Linked DNA regions of Homo sapiens: region 2 is linked to region 1. Evidence: chromatin contacts called from ENCODE Hi-C or POLR2A ChIA-PET data. All regions are on one chromosome and are shown on one strand. The core of a region is the stretch at or near the end of the contact, and the rest is flanking DNA. Distances in the headings are between cores, read along the strand shown. Region 1 overlaps OTUD7A (OTU deubiquitinase 7A). Region 2 has its middle 6.1 kb from the start of LINC03034.

Region 1 (4,891 bases), core at 1,326-3,825:
CTTTTGTTTCTCTTTTGCTATCTTATCTTGGGTAAATTGAGCTTTTTAATGGTTCCGTTTTATTTCCACTATGGACCTGTTATACCCCTATTTTTAATTGTTAGTGGTTTCCCTAGGGTTTGCAATAAACATCTTTAATTAATGAGATTTGTTTTTTTTTTTTTTTTTGAGACAGAGTCTCACTCTGTCACTCAGGCTGGAGTGCAGTGGCATGATCTTGCAGGCTCTCACTGCAGCCTCCGCCTCCTGGGTTCAAGCGATTCTCCTGCCTCTGCCTCCAGAGTAGCTGGATTACAGGCACACAGCACCATGCCCAGCTAATTTTTGTATTTTTAGTAGAGATGGGGTTTCACCATGTTGGCCAGGCTGATCTTGAACTCCTGACCTCAAGTGATCCAACCACCTTGGCCTCCCAAAGTGTTGGAATTACAGGTGTGAGCCACCACACCTGGTCTAATTAATGAGATTCTATTTTAAGTAATATTACTTGACTTCACATGTTGTATAAGGATATTACAACAGTGTATTACCAATCCCTCCCTCCCATTCTTTGCTATTATCAGACATTTTATTTTTACATCTGTTATAAATTCATAATGCACTGCTGCCCTTTGCTTTAGACAGTTATCTGTTAGAGCAATTAAAAAGAAGAAAAAAATGAATTTTCACATCCATTTATTCCATTTCCATCACTCTTAATTGTGTAAATACAAGTTTCTACTGGTACCATATTTCTTGCACTTTAACATCTCCTGTAGTTCAGGTCTGCTGGCAATGATTTGCTCACTTTTATTTGAAAAACTCTTTATGTCTTCTTCATGTTTCAGAGATATTTTGGCTGGGTATAGAATTCTAGATTAACAGTTTTTTTTTTTCTTTCAGCACTTTAAAAATGTCACTCCATTATCTTCTGGCTTACCTGTTTTACCATGAAAAGTCTGTTGTAATTTGTACCTTTGTTTTTCTCTGTATAATGTATCCTCTTTTTTCTCTGGCTGCCTTCAAGACTTTCTTTTTGTCTTTGGGTTTCAGAAGTGTTAAGAGGCTATTATAGGAATATTTGTGGTGGTGTTACTTTTTCTTCTTGATGTTCTCTTAGTTTCTTAGATCTGTGTTGATGGTTGTCATTAATTTTGAAAAATTCTTAGCCATTATTTCTTTAAAATTTTATTTTGCATTGTTCTTTCCCTCTTCTGGGATTTCATTTACACAGAACTTAAGGTGCTGATATTGTCACACAGCTCTTAGATGCTGTGTTCAGTTTCCCACCTCCTTTTTTTCTGTTTCAGTTTGTGTCATTTCTAGTAACCTATCTTGAGGTTTACAGATCAGATTCTTTGCTCAGCTATATCAAGTCAACTGACCAGCCCCTCAAAATCATTCTTCACCTCTATTATGGTGTTTTTCATTTCTAGCATTTTCATTTCTTTCTCATAGATTTGTTCTGTATGCTGAAATTAACCATCAAATCTTGCATGGTATCTGGCTTTTCTATTAGTCCTTAACTTATTAATCAGTTATTTTTAATTCCTTGTCTGATAGTTTCAACACCTGTGTCATATCTGAGTCTTGTTCTATAAACTGCTTTGTCTTTTATCAATGTGTTGGGTTTTTTTTTTTATCTTTCCTTTCGCCTCATAGGTTTTTTGTTGTCGTTGCTGAAAGCCAGGCATCTTGAGTAGGACAGTAAAGACTGCAGTAAATCACTTTTATTCCTGGAAAGAAGCATGCCTTTCCTTTTGCTAGGTTTTCAGAGTCTAGGTTTGGACCAGTCTAGTTATGATAGCCCAGGAAGGTCACCCCCATCCCCAGATCCAGGGATACAGTGCCTGCCTAAGACAGATGCTTAATCAGAGTAACAGAAGATGACCCTTAGTGCACCCAGTGTTTGTTGCCCTACACTCTGCAGTTTAAGCTTTTATTCCTTGGTAGAGGTAGGATGGAAATATCTATGGAGACACTCTCTTAGAACTCCTGCCAGTCTTTTTTGGGAGAACCAGGTAGGTCCTGTGGAGAGGAGCCTGCAGGTGCATGTGAATTTCCTTTATATCTTCAGCCCCCAGGGTTCCATATTATTTCACTAGCTGATACTGTTCCTTTACCAATTTAACCATTTTAGCTGAATGATTCTTACTGGGGTCCAGCTGAATTGGCCCTTCTTAAGCTCATGTCTGTCTCTCCTTGGAGGCACCTGTCTTTCCTTAGATATTGGATAAGTCGGTTTCCCTGTGACTTCAGCTGTCTGGTGGGTTAAAGATAAGTTGTGAATTTGCAGTTTGACTGGAATGTTTTCATGGTGGAACAATGCTCTTCCAGCTTTTCACATCGGAGACAAAAACCAGAAATCTTGATTTTTTTTTAGAAAATAAGTACTCAGAATATATTCAGGCTAGCATGAGATGATGCCTATATGTTTCCAGGCTAAAAGACATACAAGAGGCCTTTCAAAAACAAAAACAAAACACCTTTCCGGCCTTTTTAGGCTCATTTTGAAAAGCAGTTGCTGTTCTAGACATTTACCACCAGAGGGCAAGCCGCTGCATGGCTGCTCCTCACTGGTAAAGCCAGGTTTCCAATAGGGAAATGTCAGGGTGTACAGTTGAGAAGCAGAGGCATCCTGAGCAGCCGCTGCTCACGAGGAGGACCTGTTTTCATGGCCTCCTGGCCGGAACTGTCCCTGGGCTCTGCAGCCCCAGCCCTCACCACAGGCCGCAGTTGACCCTCTGCAGAAAAGCCTTCCTTTGAGCCCCTCGGTGTCTTCAGTTGTGAGCAGGCATGTCCGTAGAGCCTCTCAGTACCTGGCCCTTCACCCCAGCCAGATCTAGGCCGCAAGGCTGCTGGACCCTTCTAGGTGGACAGGCACTAGCCCCTTCAGGGGTATTCCCACCGTGCACTGGAGCCCTGGGCAGCCCAAGGAGTCCATTCCAGCCCTGCTGTTGAGGGGAGGAGTCCCCAGGAACCCCATGATAGGGAAGTGAGGGTGACTGTCTGGGGTGCCGTCTTAGCTTAGGTGGTTTATCTGAAACAAACAAACCAAAATCACAGTGACTTAACACAGTGGAAATCTAAAAGGAGTGTTCTCAATTGTCAGGCAGCTCTTCAGTGGAGATCTGCTGTCTTCTGCAGGCACCATGGAAGGGGAGTGGGGAGAGACACCCCCATGCCTGAGCACATCACCCAGCACTTCCCACATTGCTTCTGCCCACAGACCATGGATGCCACTAGGTGCCTGTTCCCCCTAAATCCTGGGGCCGGGGTGGCTAAGACATGGAGTGGTGGCTGGGCTGATGTTCTCCAACAGCAATTCTACCCTGGGAAGCGGGTGGACAGCCAGACCCAAAATGTCCAAGTTGCACCCACAGGAACTGCTTCTAACAGATTATTCTTGTTCTAGAACAATATTTCCTGAATTTGCTTGATTTTAAAAGCCACAGGAGATGCTTATTTAAAATGTTGCTTTTTGAGTCCCTTTCCTGGACACTTTGGTTTGGCCCATCCATTCATGGGGGCTTGGAACTCCCAGGAGCTGCACTGCTCTATTCTGGGAAACATTGTGGATGGGGAGAGCCTGTGCCACCCCCTGCCCCATGAGTAAGAAGCGAGGCTAACCCCTTCTCTGTTTGTGTAGTGACTCATAGAACTATGGGACAGGCTGCTGGGCACCACCCAAGGGAGACCTGTCCCTGAGCCAGCCCTGCAGCCCTCCCTGGGTGTGTCTGCCCTGCAGCTCAGATCTGGAAAGGGTGGCCACGTCAAGGCAGAACCCAGCAGGCTGCAGCAAAGCCAGGCCAAGCCACCCCTGACCTCTCAAATCAGAGCACTGCACTTTCCAATCCCAAGCCAGATTAATGAAAAGCCCGGAGCTGGTCATTGGTCAGCAAAGCTGCATTTCCCTTATTGGCAGCTTGGGGAAGCTGGAGAAGAAGAGGTGCGGGGGTGGAGAGGGGAATTATTTGCACCCACTTTTCCTCTTAAGCAACACTGGAGGGCAGCATTGAGTCAGTTTTTCCAATTTCTTACCAAATCAACTATTGGTGTTCAGTCTTCGATTTGATCTATTTCCTTGCCTTTTTGTTCTTGCCATGGCACCCTTGCCATGAACCATGGGCACCAGCAAAGAGGCAAAGCAGCTGGTCCAAGGTGGCTGTGCTTCTCTGCTGTGTGTGACTCCCAGGTGTGGGGCCTGCAGGGGAGCTAAGTGGAGCCCATGGAGGAGGCTGCTGCTTGTTGCGAGGAAAGACTTGGGGAGACCATCTCCCAGTTCCTCCTGCCCTTGTCCCTGACAATGCCCTTGGGAGGAGTCAACCGTGTCACTAGGCACTCCTCTCATCAGGTCCCCCAGCAGCTCAGAAGCTCCTAGAAGATCCCAAACCTGTAGATACCCCCTCCACCCTAGCCCTTCTGGAGTGAGCCAGGATTTCCCACGGGTGGTGAGTTTCACCACAGAAGTTTTGTGATGAGTCAATCCCTCTGAGAAATGACCAGCCAGTGGCTCATCACTGCAATCTCCACCTACATGTGACCTCCTCAAAAGGACCCCCTGACCCCATCCGAAAAAGGCTTCACCATCACTGCCTTCTGCCTGGTGTTTACCCTTCCAGGGCTCATCACCACCTGACATTATGAGATGTTTGTTAACCTGCTTATCTGTCCCCAGCACAGGTGAGCTTCCCACGGGCAGGGGCGGGTGGGTCCATGGGTCCCAGGCACTGATACAGACTTGTGGCACAAAATTACAAACCAGTAGAGGTCAGCAACACCCTTGCTCACCTGACTTGCACATTCGGCCCTTCTCTGGGACGAGACAGGAGAGCTGAGCCCCAGGCCCACCTGCAAGGTGGCCTCCCAAAGTGTGCCTAACCTGCCTAGATCCTTCCTAGAAATAGCAGAG
Region 2 (4,891 bases), core at 1,457-3,956, 250 kb after region 1:
TCACTCCTTCTTCCTCCTCAAACCTTCCTCTGAGACCACTTTCCTTCTCACTGAAATGCATCTTTCAGAAATCCCTTCAGGAAGAGTCAGCTGGTGATGAACTCCCTCAGTCTTTATACTGCCCCTATTCTTGAAAAAACTTTTCCCTGGGTAGAAAATTCAGCCCTATGAAACCTGCCTCCCACTTCCCTGTCTTCAGTCACCTTTGATTGAAGTACCTGGTGCAGGTGCCCCGACTGCTGCCTGAGGTGGCTGCCTGCTGCTTCACCCTTACCCCAAAGGTGTTGGCCTTCAGTGTGGGAAGGGCCTCCACCCTGACTCCCCACCTTGGGTGGCCCCTGAGCCTCAACTCTGTCCCTTAAGGCCAAAGAGCCTTCAAAGGCCCCAGTATTCTTATCCCTCTTAATGCATGCTTTCCCCAGAAGCTGGCCTGGCAGTTCTTCATTATCTTGCTGGTTCTTTGGCACTTTTAAGATAGTATATTTATAGCAAACGCTGGTGAGGCTATGGAGAAAAGGAAACTCTTATACACTATTCGTGGGAATGTAAACTAGTACAGCCACTATAGAGAACAGTACAGAGGTTCCTCAGAAACTACAAACAGCATTACCATATATCCAGCAATTCCACTACTGAGCATTTACCCAAAGGAAAGGAAATCAGAATATTGAAGGTACATCTGCACCCCCATATTTATTGCGGCACTATTCACGACAGCCAAGGTATCAAATCAACCTATCTGTCCAACAACAGATGAATGGATGAGGAAAATGTGATATATACACACAATGGAATACTATTCAGCCATAAAAAAGAAGCAAATCCTGTCATTCATGGCAACATGGATGGAACTGGAGGACATGATGTTAAGTAAAATAAGCCAGGCACAGGAAGTTAAACACCACATGCTCTCACTCATATGTGGAAGCTTAAAAAAGTTGATCTCATAGAAGTAAAAAGTGGAACAGAGCACACTGGAGGCTGGGAAGGGTAGGGGAAGGAGGGGCTAGGAAGAGATTTGTTAAAGGATTAAAAACTACATCTGGGCTGGGCTCAGTGGCTCACGCCTGTAATCCCAGCACTTTGGGAGGCCAAGGTGGGCAGATCACTCGAGGTCAGGAGTTTGAGACCAGCCTGGCCAATATGGTAAAACCTCCTCTCTACTTAAAATACAAAAATTAGCCAGCATGGTGGCATGCACCTGTAGTCCCAGCTACATGGGAGGCTGAGACAGGAGAATTGCTTGAACCTGGGCGGCAGAGATTGCTGTGAGCTGAGATTATGCCACTGCACACCAGCTTGGGCGGCGACAGAGTGAGACTCAGTCTCAAAAAAAAAAAAAAAAAAAAAAGCTACATCTGGATAGGAGGAATAAATTATAAATTCTAATGGCCTCTAGCACTGTAAGATGACCATCGTTAACAATAATATAATATATAGTTTCAAGTAGTTAGAAGGAAGATATTGAATGTTCCCAAGACAAAGAAATGATAAATGTTTGAGATGATGGGTATGCTAATTACCCTGATTTGATCACCATACATGTATTAAAACATCACTATGTATCCCCAAAATATTTAAAATTATTATACATCAATTAAAAGATAAATAAAATACAAAATTTTTAAAGAATATTTTAAATATGTTCTAACATTTCCAGTTGTTTCCAGCAGGCAGGTTTGTCTGAATTACCCAGCTCCTTTTCCCAGACTGGGGTCCAGATGATGTCACCTTGTATTTCCTGTTACTTTTCTCTGGACACATCTGGACACATGATTTAGTCCCTATCTCATGATGAACATTTTTGGATGCGGCCCTTTAAGGGCAGTTTTTCTGTTGCATCTTTTCTTCCAAAGTAACTCTTACTTAGCAGTCCAACAAGTAAGGCAGAAAGAAAAAATGAGCTCTCCCGGGTGAAGCAGGGGTGAGGGTCCAGAACTCTCTTTGCTCAGCCTACCTCTCCTACCCCTATCAGCCTTGAGCTCCTCCTGGAAACATTCCTGGGACTCGAAAATCATTACCCTAAGAACTTAGTAATTAGTTGATTAGTTGATTAGTAAATCAACATGAATTCACTATTGCCCATACCCTGAGGAAATCCGAAGGGCAGTGTTGAATGCGTCCATCCTGCTCTGCTCAGGGAAAAGAGTTGCTGAGTCTGAGGCAGGGGCTCTTCTTGCTTGGGGAAGAGGCCCTTGGTGCTGTGGGGCATACAGGAGTTCTCATGACTATGGCAACCACAGGGCGCCATGAACAGCTGTACAGGTTGCACACTACTCAAAGACTCCTTTGAGTCAGGGGGCAAGCAGGTTCTGAAATCTAGTGCATGCCCTGCACTAGATTAGGTTAGGTCTCTTTTTTTTTTTTTATCGCATGAATATTCCATAGAGGCAACAGTGGCCCTATGACCAGGATGAAATGTCATCATCACTCCACCCGCCTTTTTGAGCTCAGTCCCTATGCTTACTGCGCCTCTTTGTGACCCTGCAGACTCCACGGCAATTCTGACTTCAGGAAGGGGGGCTCTGGATTGGGGACCTAAGTATTCTAATCTGGAAGGAAACCTCTGCATGGAGCACAAGGGAACTCGTATCTGGCTTCTGTATTTTCATCCCTTATGCTGGGGGTTGGGGGTATGACTCATTCCCTCTGGACCAAGCGGGATTCCAGGAACTGATGATCTGGCCATGGGCCCTGAAACCACCAGGAGGCTCTTGGGAAATGCACCCAGCCTTCTTCAATCAAGCTGGTGTCTGCGTGGCCCTCCCGAGCTGGCTGGAATCCAGCCTTAACTTTCCCTCCACCCATCTCCCACTGCTCCAGTGACAATGCTCACAATGAAAGCCAGCCAACAGGGGACAAGGTTGCCAGCGGGGCTGAACAGCCCCCTCGGCCCCCTGGCCCGGCCCGTGGGGAGCTGGCAGCCGCGGTGACGGGAAAACACACATTGTTTGGGGGCGTTGCGGATACAGTACAGATTATTTTTAGCAAATTGTTCTGACTTAGTGAAAAACCTGAAAGATAGTGTTGATAATCATTCTTATTTTAGTGCCGCAGATGGCACTGCTATAATTACACCCTTGTTTCTGGGTGACTCTGCTGTTCCCATAAGAAGACACCTTGCCTGATGCAGAAATACATCATTGAAGGTTGTCTTCATTTTTTAATTTCGGGCTCAATCTTTTCCTTTTTACCCTTAAGTATTAACCACATTTGTTGAGAAAGAGTAAATTATTCACATGTCTCTCATGCTAATATTAGCCTGAAGATAACTGAAAGGTTTGGGGCCTCTTTGTTCTCTGATCCGAGTGTCAGGCGGGAATGACCCGCGGCTCTAGGCCTCCTCCTCAGAGGTGCTTCCCGGGCCCTGAGCCAAGTCAGGCTCTGTGCAATCTCATTTCATCCTGCACTTGCTTTCAAATCGGTGTTTTCCATTTGTAATTATGTACTTATCTGTGAAATACTTGGACCAACGCCTGTCCCGCTCCTGGGCCATAAGCTCCACAGAGAAGGGGCTGGAGTTTTTTTTGTTCATGACATGTCCCCAGTGCCTAGAACAGAGACATCTGTGAAACGTAAGAAGGAATGGGAAAGCCACCACTGCAGGTGGGCGTCTAAGGAACCTGCAGCCTCTAGCTCTCTTCCCGGTCCTCCCATCCTTGGGCTCATCACCACTGAAAGCCTTTGGCCGATACTTGGCCTATCTCTGTAACTTCAGTTTTCCCATCTGACGAACAGAATTAATAAAATATGCCCAACTTACAGCAAAGAGATAGCACGAGACTAATAAGGAACATGTAAGTGTGATAAGACTGAAAAGGGGAAACAGATAGGAGCCAACTATTCTATTCTTAAAATTAGAATTGAAGGCCATGTGCGGTGGCTCACACATATAATCTCATCCCACTTAGAGAGGCCGAAGTGGGCCGATTGCTTGATCTTGGGAGTTCGAGACCGGCCTGGGCAACATGGTGAAACCCCATCTTTACCAAAAATACAAAAATTAGCCATAAGTGATGGCACGTGCCTGTAGTCCCAGCTATTTAGGAGGCTAAGGTGGGAGGATCACTTGAGCCCAGGAGGTCAAGGGTGCAATGAGCTGTGATGGCACCACCGCACTCCAGCCCGGGTGACAGAGTGAGACCCTGTCTCAAAAATAAAATAAATAGATAACAATTTTAAAAAGTAATATATAGATATAGATATAGATAGATATAGATTGATTGGAGTGAGGGATACAGACAGAAGAACTGGAATTCCACTGAGAGCCTAAGTCCCTTGGGAGCAGGTGTTTCTTCAAGACCTTATCACAGCCGCAGCCTGAAGCTCAGAGTCTCTCACACAGTAGGTGCCCAGTTGATGAGCTGCGCTCAGTCAGCCTTCAAGATGACCCCCAGCATGACCCCCAGTGATCTCGCTTCCCAGCCTTCACAGCCTCACGTGGAATCCTCCCACACTGCATCTAGGACCCAGAGAATACAGCAGAAGTGATGACATGCCGCTTTCAAGGCTGGGTTCTGAAAGGCACCATGGCTTCTCTCTTGGTTATGTTCTCTGTCTGTGTTTCTCTGTCTCTCTGTTTCTATCTCTGTATGATCACTTGCTCCAGGAAAAGCCACCTCCTGAGCAGCCATTTGGAGATGCCCATGTGGAGAGGAACAGAGGCCTCCAGCCCACAGTCACATAAGTATGCATAAAAGCAGTTCCTCCACCCCAGTCCAGTCTTCAGAGACCACTGCCCCAGTCAACAGCTCAACTATAATCTCACACGTGTCCTCGACACTCAGAATAATGAGCTAAGCCGCTCCCAAATCTCTGACCTTCAGAAACTATGTGATATATACATGTGTGTTGTTTTAAGCTGTTAAGTTCTGGGGCCATTTGTTATGCA

Evidence for each region. Hi-C counts contacts between places; a loop is a spot of excess contacts on that map. ChIA-PET counts read pairs that join two places held with the same protein, here RNA polymerase II (POLR2A). Pooled maps may share reads with other maps.
Region 2: a map of posterior vena cava shows a loop between it and region 1 (6-fold over the local background). The contact joins two enhancer-like sites. A Hi-C loop is called at or near these places in 1 of 168 maps with a recorded cell type or tissue (posterior vena cava), 4 of 37 single-sample maps with no recorded cell type and 10 of 50 pooled maps. POLR2A ChIA-PET finds 5 or more read pairs at or near these places in 3 of 52 experiments (B cell, GM12878 and activated T-cell).

Annotation. Positions count from the first base shown.
Region 1 is chr15:31,487,860-31,492,750 of GRCh38, reverse strand. The region is part of intron 10 of OTUD7A (OTU deubiquitinase 7A); the gene reads left to right. Among named protein-coding and RNA genes, the nearest start is that of KLF13, 160 kb to the right of the region's middle. RefSeq lists a silencer at 2,631-2,781 and an enhancer at 2,287-2,936. Within about 2 kb of position 2,575, at least 7 of the 41 ENCODE cell types and tissues checked have a DNase peak (open chromatin) inside an H3K27ac peak, as active enhancers do.
Region 2 is chr15:31,234,491-31,239,381 of GRCh38, reverse strand. No RefSeq gene overlaps it. Among named protein-coding and RNA genes, the nearest start is that of LINC03034, 6.1 kb to the right of the region's middle. RefSeq lists an enhancer at 2,582-2,876 and a silencer at 2,582-2,876. Within about 2 kb of position 2,706, at least 27 of the 41 ENCODE cell types and tissues checked have a DNase peak (open chromatin) inside an H3K27ac peak, as active enhancers do.